2 separate regions of the Homo sapiens genome follow, and region 2 is linked to region 1. The links are chromatin contacts, found by Hi-C or POLR2A ChIA-PET in ENCODE. All regions are on one chromosome and are shown on one strand. Each heading gives the region's core, a stretch centred on a gene start or an enhancer-like site at or near the end of the contact. The rest is flanking DNA. Distances are from core to core; before and after follow the strand shown. Region 1 overlaps CCDC88C (coiled-coil domain containing 88C). Region 2 overlaps TC2N (tandem C2 domains, nuclear).

Region 1 (6,786 bases), core at 1,912-4,411:
TTTCCAGGTGCTCCTTCCCAGCGGTTCTCCTCCTCCTGGGTCAGCTCAAAGGAAATATTTGTTTTCCTTTCTGTGAACAAAGAACCGACTTATGTTTGTTTCTGTGAATGCAGCCACAAGGACAGGCAGTTAGGAAGTGTTCCGTGGGAGGGGGTTTTCTGATGACGTGGTAGCCTCGGCCGGGCCGAGTTGGTCCCTGGGTACGGAGACACGGGTGGCCTTGTTAGGGGAGCCGGCGCTCCTGGGCTTGTGCAGATTGCAGTTGGTTTCAGGCCCTAGGGATCCCAGGATTAATCGAAATGAGGTGGAACAGATGGATTGAATCTATCAGCAGCTTTACATGACAGCCTCGTAACATAAAAGCACTTCATTGCCACTCGTTTTGCCAGGACTCCCCGCCCCGAAGAGGGACTGGGTGGAGAGGAGAGCCTCTTGTGCAGATGGAGTTACAAGCATGTGGGCCTGGGCTTTGTGCAGGCAGCAAGGACAAACCACTGCTTGGGTTTTCCTCTCAGTGGCTATGTTAGAAAATGTGCTATGTTCCAGAGGTAAAAAAAAGAAAAATAATAATGAATAAAAAATAAGAAAATTGGCCGGGCATGGTGGGTCACACCTGTGATCCCAGCACTTTGGGAGGCCGAGGTGGGTGGATCACCTGAGGTCAGGAGTTCAAGACCAGCCTGGCCAACATGATGAAACCCCATCTTTACAAAAATACGAAAATTAGCCGGACATGACGGCAGGCGCCTGTAATCCCAGCTACTTCGGAAGCTGAGGCGGGAGAATTGCTTGAACCCAGGATGTGGAGGTTGCAGTGAGCCGAGATCACGCCATTGCACTCCAGCCTGGCGGGTGTGATTGGCTGGGGTTGGGCCACAGGCTGTGTCGTGAGTCGTTATTGAAGGTTTGGGGCGGGCCTGTGCTGTAGAAAGTGCTCTGGCTTTGGGCATGAGGTGATGAAGATGGTGTCTATGAGGGAAGCTCTCCAGGCCTGAGGTTCCAACCCCGGTCTTGCTCCAGGCCCTGCTGGCAAACGATCAGCGACATTGTGCTGCGGCTGTTCCCTCCCACTGGAAATGCTCATAATTCTTGTCCTGGCCACCTCGCATGAATGTCAGGGAGGAAGGAGGAGAAAGGAGATGGAACCTCTTCACTGTCTGGTGTTTCTGGTAACGGGGCCTGAGGTTGGCTGGTTGCCAGTGCCAGGTCGTCAGGTGGTTTTTGTTTTGGCCATCAAGTTGTTGAGGTGCATTCAGGGGCTGCTTCTGGCCAAATCCAGGAAGAGGTTGTGAGATGTGTCCTGTGGAGAGTTAATCAGTGGCATGAGCGTAGACGTTCCAACACCTGCAAAGGAGATCTGTGGAATATCCCTCCTGACTACAGGGTTCTCTTGGGGGCCCTCAAAAAGCATCCCACCTGCCTGAAGCACAGCCAGCACCGTGCCGTTTCTGGAAGTGTTAAATCGATGCAGGGTTTCGACACCCCTCCTAGAGCACTGGACTAGACATTGGGAACACTGGAATACGTGTGGGGCCTTTCCTGTCTGAAGTCACTTCTGTAGTTTAGGAATTTAAAATTAATTTACTTTTGCTTAGTTTGCTCATAAAACTATTGCATTTGGGATTTTACAGTTGGAAAGCATGGTATATTCAAGCCAGCATTACCAGTTCACTTTGGAATGTTTTTAAAAATCTATATTCAATCTTCTACTTACACAAGTTCTAATGGAAAATTCTAAAACAAATTCGAAGCTTTTTTTCCCTCTGAAATGTTTTTAACTTTTGTTAACAGCTACAGGCTGTGAATCTTAAGGAATATGGTGTCAGATTTTCCAGGTTTCAAGGCACAGGAATTAGCAGAGAAACCACCCTCATTGCAGTGATAGAGCAGAACAGTAGGTTTTCAGATCTTGGTTCCCTTGTCAACATGGAAGAGACAGAGAAGACACCTCCTCCACAAAAGAGGTTTTTAAAAACTGTGTACTCAATATATATTTTGAGGAATATTTTCTGATTTAATTTTCCCAACTGTCACTATTAGCAGCTTTTTGCCACTTCGGAGTGGGGAGTTGATTGACATGGCACAGTGTAGAAAGTGCCGCAGAAGGGGGCTGAGGAAGCATTAGGAGTTCAGGGGAGAAAAAAATCATCCGGCATCAGGTGGCTGCCTAGAGGAGGGGGCGTTTTAGCTGAGCTTTGGAGGGCGAGTAGGGTCTGGCAGGTGGTAATCTGGTGGTAATGGGGCTGTGGGAGGAAGGGCACCCTCGTGGGAAGCGCAGAGAGTGTTGGTAGTTCAGTTTGATGCTCAGGGTAACCGAAGGGTTGACTTGCTGCCCACACTTAGCAGTTAATACATTTCCTGGCTCTGTCCCTCACGTGTCAGACTCCTAAGCATTCTCTACAGCCCAGCTCAGAAGCTGTCTCCTCTGGGAAGCCTTCCCAGACTTGTCTGGGCAGTTTGGCAGTACTCCCTGTGCTGTGCTGCCACTGTCTACCTCCCTCCCAGACAGGCCGAGAGTTCTCTGCTCGCTGCAAGGTGTACACAGTACGTGTCTTCTGAATATCTGAACCCCAGAGCAGACCTAAAGGTGTAGAAAATGCCCCGGCTTTGGGCACCAGGGAAGACGGTGTCTAGAGGTGTGCTGGGTGCACCTGCGAAGCCGACGTCACTCATGCTTCTGCTATTTCAGTCTTGACTGTTAGCGTGTGTGGGTCAACAGCGGCATTCTTTGTGGTTTTGCTTTGGCTGTGTGGAAGGCTCTCTTTGCTGTTTGGACCATCTTGGTCTCCTTGGCAACCGTGAGCGTCACCTTCATCCTGAATGCCTGTGCTGGGCGTTCATCTTAACTTTTCTGGGATTTCCCTCTCATTTATTCTGCATTAGCAGCTCCCATTCATAGCCACATGAGGGGCATCCTGTGGGCCTAAACGCTTGGCTTTCGGCAGCGTTTATTCTTCCTTCCTGGTAAAATATCAAGCTGCGAGATTCAGTTTCACTTAGAAGGAGAAAAATAATTCTTCCCATTTCTTCGTGAAATCATTGTTCTTGGTCCAACTGTCCTAGTGTTTTCAGTGGATACTGAAGCTAACCTCTGCCACATGCACAGAACGGTGTTTCCACCTGCATCTTTCCCAGGACTGTAATGTTTCTCCCACCTGCGGAGAAAATGACCTTTTTGTTGGAGCAGGCACAGTGGTTGAGATGGCCCTGGCAGGTTGTTAAGTCTTTTCAGGAGGCCCTTACTTTGCCTCAGGTGTTGAGTGGGCCTTTTCTGGGACCTCTGAGGCTCTGTCTTCACAGGGCTTATACCCTGAGAGTCAGCCTTTCGCCCAGGACCCCGTCCCCCTTCACTGGTTACAGACCCCTTGGGTGCTCCTGGCTCCCATCTGTTCTTCCCAATCAAGAGGCTTGGCTTCTCCTGATGAGAAGATGCTTGAAGGTGCAGCTTGCTTTTTGTGGCTATTATTTAAAATGGCAATCTACTTCATTCCTCATCTTGGATAGTTGGTGAATTGTCTCAGAGGAAAGAGTGGCTATAGATATATGGATATAGATACAGATACATGGTTTTTTGTTTGTTTGTTTCTTGTTTTTTTTTATTTTTATATTTTTTTAGACCGTCTTGCTCTGTTGCCGAGGCTGGAGGGCAGTGGCGCAATCTCGGCTCACTGCAATCTCTGCGTCCCGGGTTCAAGCAATTCTCCTGCCTCAGCCTCCCAAGTAGCTGGGATTACAGGCACATGCCACTGTGCCTGGCTAGTTTTTGTATTTTTAGTAGAGATGGGGCTTTGCCATGTTGGCCAGGCTGGTCTTGAACTCCTGACCTCAGGTGACCCGCTCGCCTTGGCCTCCCAAAGTGCTGGGATTACAGGCGTGAACCACCATGCCCAGCCCTGTGTGTGTGTGTGTGTGTGTGTGTGTGTGTGTGTGTGTGTGTGTGTGTATTTTTTAAGTAGGTCTGTCATGTTCACAGCTGAAATACCTAGTTAAATAGATGCCTCTGACTATATGGTCTCTGTGAGAACCTTTACAGAATATTTAGAAAATGCTGGGGAAACTTGCTCTTGCCCTAATCACTCTAATAAAGAAAATTCTGTCATTTTAGTGTAATATATTTCCTTTGAGGTTTTGTTTTCTTTTTTCAACATCCATTTCCTACTGTACATACAATTATGTATCTTTTTACACCTTTGAGCACTCTTTGCTGCCTTCCTAAATGGGATGAGTGGCCATAGCGTCCTGAACCGTTCCCCAGCGTTAATTTGCAGCAAGACTGTTAGAGTGCTGTTCTCTAATCTCACACCTCTTTCATGCTTCCTTTTGTAGTTTTGGGGAGGATTTGGGCCTTTAATAGTCTGTGGTTGACAGATTGCATAGTAGATGGTTGACTCAGAGTTGGGGTCTACATACTTGTTCTCAGAGCGGGGCTAAGGATGTCATTTAAGGTACTTGAGCTGAGTACCTTGTTGCCAAACCAAGGGTGGAGGTCCCAAAAGAAAGCACAGGCTCAGTTCAGGGTCTCCAAGACATTGAGCCCGTGGCGAACGTGGTTGAGTGGATGCACCATTTCTAAGTCCCAGATAGAGACTGGCTGAAAAGGAATGAGGCGGCCTGTCCCCCTAACAGTTTAATGGCCTCAACTGGACAAAACAGAAAATGAGCTTCATCTACAAGCCCCAGGAGCCATACAGGGTCATGTGGGGCGTGAGGGGCCACCGTAGGTGGAGAAGGGAGGCGCTCAGACCCCTTTCCTTGGGTCCTTCCCAGCCTAGTCCCTTCCCGTCCTGGTCCCTACCTGCTTCATGGGCTCCAGACACCTGCCTGCCACTCATTCTGTCCTGCCTCTCATTCTGTCCTGCCTCTCAGGAGGGCAGAAGCCCCAGCAAGGTGAAACCTGCCTGGGAGGGGTGAGGGGTGAGGGGTGAGGGAGTTGGAGGAGAGGAGGAGAGCACTTAGGCTGGAGGGGACCGTAGGGTGCCTGTGGCCTCCTGGAGCCAGCAGTGACAAGTGCTTAGCGTCACAGCATTGGCCTGGACGCTGGTCTTGTTTGCAGTGGCCCCACCACCCAGCATGGGCGTCACTCCCTAACCAGGCGCCGCTACGATCTGATGTCGTCCTCCCCTGTCAGAGCTTCATTGCCTATGAAGCCTGGAGTGGGACACCTGTATCCTGTGTTTTGGGGATGGTCCCGATTTCTCAACAAGTACATTGATGTTTGTCCCCAGCAGGTTCTAATAGAATCAGCTTTCTCTTTGGTTCTGTTCTTAGAACTCTACGCCTGTGACCTTGGAAAGCCACCGCTACAGGCCTTGAGATGCAGCATGCTCTGGGCCACCTTCAGTTTGCTTCCTGTGATCTGGGTTGGGAGCTGGGAATGGAGGCTTGTTGACACCGTGTGCAGACACAACTGCTGCCCCTGCCACCTTCCTGCCGGGGTGACAAATGCTTCCTGAGGGGGTCCTGGCCCACCCCAACCCTCCCCCTTGGGGTGACTGATAAGAGCCTAGATTTTAGATTTGAGGCCAGGGTGTTGTCAGGTGGGTGGGCCCTCTCCCCTTGTGAGATTACAAAGCGCTTTTCAGCCTTGCTCTCCCCCAACCCCTAGGGACACCAGTGGCCCCTGCAGTATCCAAAACACAAATGCACCTGCCTCTGACCCTTTGTTCATTGACTTCTTTTGGTTTGTTTAAAGCATTTAATTGGCCGAGGAGTCATTCCAGGATGCAGTTGAAAAGCAAGTCATTTATGAAAAGCAAAATCTTATTTTAGGATCCGAAAGCAAACCTAAAGGAGAAGTGGGGAGGAGTGCAATCTACCCTGGATTGCAATGCCACACCCCTACCATGTGCTCTGCGGAAGGGGGTTCCCTTGGAGGGCCATGTGCCAAGCCTGACCCTCTTCTTCCCTGTCCATCAGACCACAAGGACCGGTGACAAGACAGAGGCCTCAGCGAGGCTGGTGTGTGTCCCTTGTCCCTCAAGCTTGCCTTGGCACTTGTTTCTGCCATTGCAAAGACTAGAGTGGCACAAGGAGGGCTCACTGGCAAATGTGGGGGCCTGTCCAGAGCACCACTGGGCTTGCACTCTCCAGCCTGGTGTGGTCCTGCCTCACAGGTGGCTGGCTGGGGTGTGACCAGGTGCCCTGGCAGGACAGCATCAGCTGCAGCCTCCAAGTGAGTGGCTTTCTGTTCTGATGCCACGTGGGAGGGTCCCCTCGTCAGCAGCCTCCTCACGTCCCTGCCAGACTGAGGGCCAGCCCAGAGGCCCCTCACCCCACCACATTCCCCGCGGGGGAGGGCAAAGGCCTGGTGTTGGGGCCCAGTAGCCACCAGTCGCATGTGGCCTTCAGGGCCTGGAGATACCGCAGTGTGACTGTGGAAATGAATTTTTTATTTTAGTTCATTTAAATTTAAAAACTGGTACTCAGTTCAGTTGTAGGAAAACTTTTAAATGTGTTTGGAACAACCTGGGAATACAAGTCTATTTTTTCTTTCTTAAAAATTTTTTTTTATTATTTTTTCTTAATCTCGCATATTATACCTCCAACAAATGAACTTTTTCAACTCTAGATTTTGTGAAATCTGGAAACAGTCAAGTATTTCCAGTGAAAATTTAGCATCTGAATTGGGATGTGCTGTAAGTGTAACATACACACTGATTTCAAAGTGTATGGAAAAAGAATGCAAAGGCCGGGCAAGGTGACTCACACCTGTGATCCTAGCACTTTGGAAGGCCGAGGTGGGGGTATTGCCTGAGTCCAGGAGTTCAAGACTAGCCTGGGCAACAT
Region 2 (2,700 bases), core at 1-2,500, 490 kb before region 1:
TAGAACCCTACTGACATTCCCTCTGCCCACAGGTTAAGATTCAAACTCCTGAATAGGATTGACAAAACCTTCCGTGATCTGGTTCCTGCCTGCTGCTCCAGTTCCAGCTCCTACCACTTTCCCCTCCTTTAGACCAAATTCTTGGAGAAACAAACACATCCCCAACAAACCAGAATGGCTTATGTACTCCCTCCAGCTGCTCCTGTCTGAGCTCTTCTCATTGGCTGGAATGCAGTTCTTCTCTTTGCCCATTTGGCAAATGCCTATTCATCTTTCCACAGAGATCAGCCTCTCTAGGAACTTTCCAGAGCCATCCCTGACCTCTGTGGTCTGTGCAGCCCACCAAGCCCCCACCCCTGTGTAGAGGGAGTCACTTCTGCTGTATTACCAGTGCCCCTGTGGTGTAGTTTCCACCTGGGGTTCTAAATGCAAACTCCTGCATGATACTATTTGTGTGTTGTTCATAATGTAGACTTACAGCCTAGCACAGTGCCTGGCCCATAGTAGGTGGTCAGTGTCAATAGGTTGAGTAGAATGTGATGATGGGAAAATGCAGAGAAGGGGAAAGCTTCAGGAGAAGTGGAATGGGTGGAATCAATAGGTCTTGGTGATTGATCGGGTACGGAGGCTTAGGGAGCCAAGGCACACCCTGAGGTGAGCTAAAGACCTCAGGAGGAGGAGTTTTGGTAGAGGGGAAAGGTGAATGTCATTTTAAACTTACTTCTTTTTTTTTAATTTTTATGTTTTGTTAAGGTAAGATTTACATACAGTTAAATGCATAGATATTAATTACACAGCTGGACAAATAAAACATGCTGAATTGAAGATGGCCACATTTGGGTGAAGGTATTGTGAAGATGGCCAGCAGTGTGTATGAAAGCACAGAGTCTGGTGCTAGAGACCGAGCTCTGGGGTCCTTGTGGGAAGTGACACCAGGTGCAGATAAGGTGACCCCTTGCGGTGAGAAGCTCCAAATATCCCAGTATCCCGAGGTGGCTCCAGATACTGGGATATCTGGAGCTCTCTCACTAATCACTAGGATGTTTTCATCTTCGTTTGGCTGTTTTCTGCTTTTGTTTTGGCTGGGCTGGGCTTCCCTCTTGTTGTTTGGGCTATTAAAGGATCAGAAACTATGCTGGCGAGTAGAAGGGATATGGAATGGGATGGCCACAGTTAATTGGGAACATGTGTAGAGGACCCACTCTTTGATCTGCATAACCACGCTTATGAGAGCAGTTTCTTCATCCACTCGCAGGGGGTCAGTCCATCACTTCCTGAGTGAGTGACAAAGCTCCTATCCCTGGTGACTAGGGCCACCACACACAACAGATGAGGAAAGAAATTCTAAGATAAACAAAAATGACTCATAGCATAATATGAAAACTGAAACGTGCATTAACCAAGCTATCTCTGCATCCTGAAGCAGCAGAGTCATTTGCTAATGAACTCATTAGGAAAATAAATGTTCTCAGTTGGAGGTTAGCATTCATTTACCCCAAAGTATACTGCATTTAATTAAAGGTACAGGAAAAATTTTCCTGGCCAGAGGAGTTACGGTGATGTGACAGGAAGATCCTTGTCTGAAAGTCTAGACATCTTTGGTTCTTTGTCCAATTCTCTCTGCTGTGTGACCTAGGGCAAGTCATCTGGCCTCTCTGAGCCTCAGATCCTTCTTTTGTAACCTGCTGAAGATGTCGATGTCAACCCTGAATCCTGTATTTACTCAACTTCTCAACAAATATTCTTGGCTGGGAGTGATGGCTCACGCCTGTAATCTCAGCACTTTGGGAGGCTGAGGCAGGTAATTGCTTGAGGCCAGGGGTTTGAGACCAGCCTAGGAAATATAGTGAAACCCCATCTTTACCAAAAAAAAAAAAAAAAAAAAGAAGAAGAAGAAAGAAAGAATCAGCCAAGCATAGTGGTGCATGCCTGTGGTCCCAGCTACTCAAGAGGTTGAAGTGAGAGGATCACTTAAGCCCAGGAAGTTGAGGCTGCAATGAGCCATGATGGCACCAATGCATTCCAGCCTGGGCAACAGAGTAATACCCTATCTCAAAAAACAAACAAACAAAGAACAACAACAACAAAAACCCAAATATTCTTCAAGCTTCTACTCTGTTCTGGGCACTGAGCTGGTTAAATATCCCTGCATGAACACTTTTTTGCTGTGGTCCCTGGCCAAACAGCTGTTACTCCCAATTCAATGCATGGCTCTGTTCTTTATGCCAAACTTGGAAAAGTGGGCTGGGTACCACTCTGGTTCTTTAGAGGAATTTTGTTGTGGTTCAGGCGACTGTACATCATAGTGCGAATCTGTTGCCAATAGTGGAAGGAATGCTGGGATTGGAGTTGAATAGACCTGAATTTGGGTCTCAACCCTGCCACTTACTAGTTTGTGACCTGGACTAATTTACTGAGGTTCTTTGAGCCTCACTTTTCTCATCTGTTAAATGGGGATAATAATACCGGCTCCAGTTGTTTTGAGAAATAAGATGATGTGTGTGGAGGTGCTTGGTGTTTTTCTTCCCTATTGTCTGAGAAAGCAGCAGGTGCCCCTACATCTTTCTTCACGTCAAATGTTCCAAATACCCAAGCCATTCACCCAAGCCACGACTCGGTTTATAAACGGTTCCTGGGACTTGGGAGACTAAAGTGGCCCCACTTCGGCATTCCCTCAGTGCTTTCCTCTCGTTGCATTTC

Evidence for each region. Hi-C counts contacts between places; a loop is a spot of excess contacts on that map. ChIA-PET counts read pairs that join two places held with the same protein, here RNA polymerase II (POLR2A). Pooled maps may share reads with other maps.
Region 2: a pooled map shows a loop between it and region 1 (3-fold over the local background). The contact joins two enhancer-like sites. A Hi-C loop is called at or near these places in 2 of 50 pooled maps. POLR2A ChIA-PET finds 5 or more read pairs at or near these places in 3 of 52 experiments (CD4-positive, alpha-beta T cell, Caco-2 and GM10248).

Annotation. Positions count from the first base shown.
Region 1 is chr14:91,363,311-91,370,096 of GRCh38, reverse strand. All of the region lies in intron 3 of CCDC88C (coiled-coil domain containing 88C), which reads left to right. It overlaps LOC107984673 (a long non-coding RNA gene), which reads right to left and starts at 558. Exons shown (of 2, transcript XR_001750858.2): 1 at 1-558. RefSeq lists enhancers at 2,542-2,621, 4,359-4,448, 4,808-5,057, 5,718-5,937 and a silencer at 5,548-5,597. Within about 2 kb of position 3,161, at least 5 of the 41 ENCODE cell types and tissues checked have a DNase peak (open chromatin) inside an H3K27ac peak, as active enhancers do.
Region 2 is chr14:91,857,338-91,860,037 of GRCh38, reverse strand. All of the region lies in intron 1 of TC2N (tandem C2 domains, nuclear), which reads left to right. Among named protein-coding and RNA genes, the nearest start is that of TC2N, 8.8 kb to the left of the region's middle. Within about 2 kb of position 1,250, at least 2 of the 41 ENCODE cell types and tissues checked have a DNase peak (open chromatin) inside an H3K27ac peak, as active enhancers do.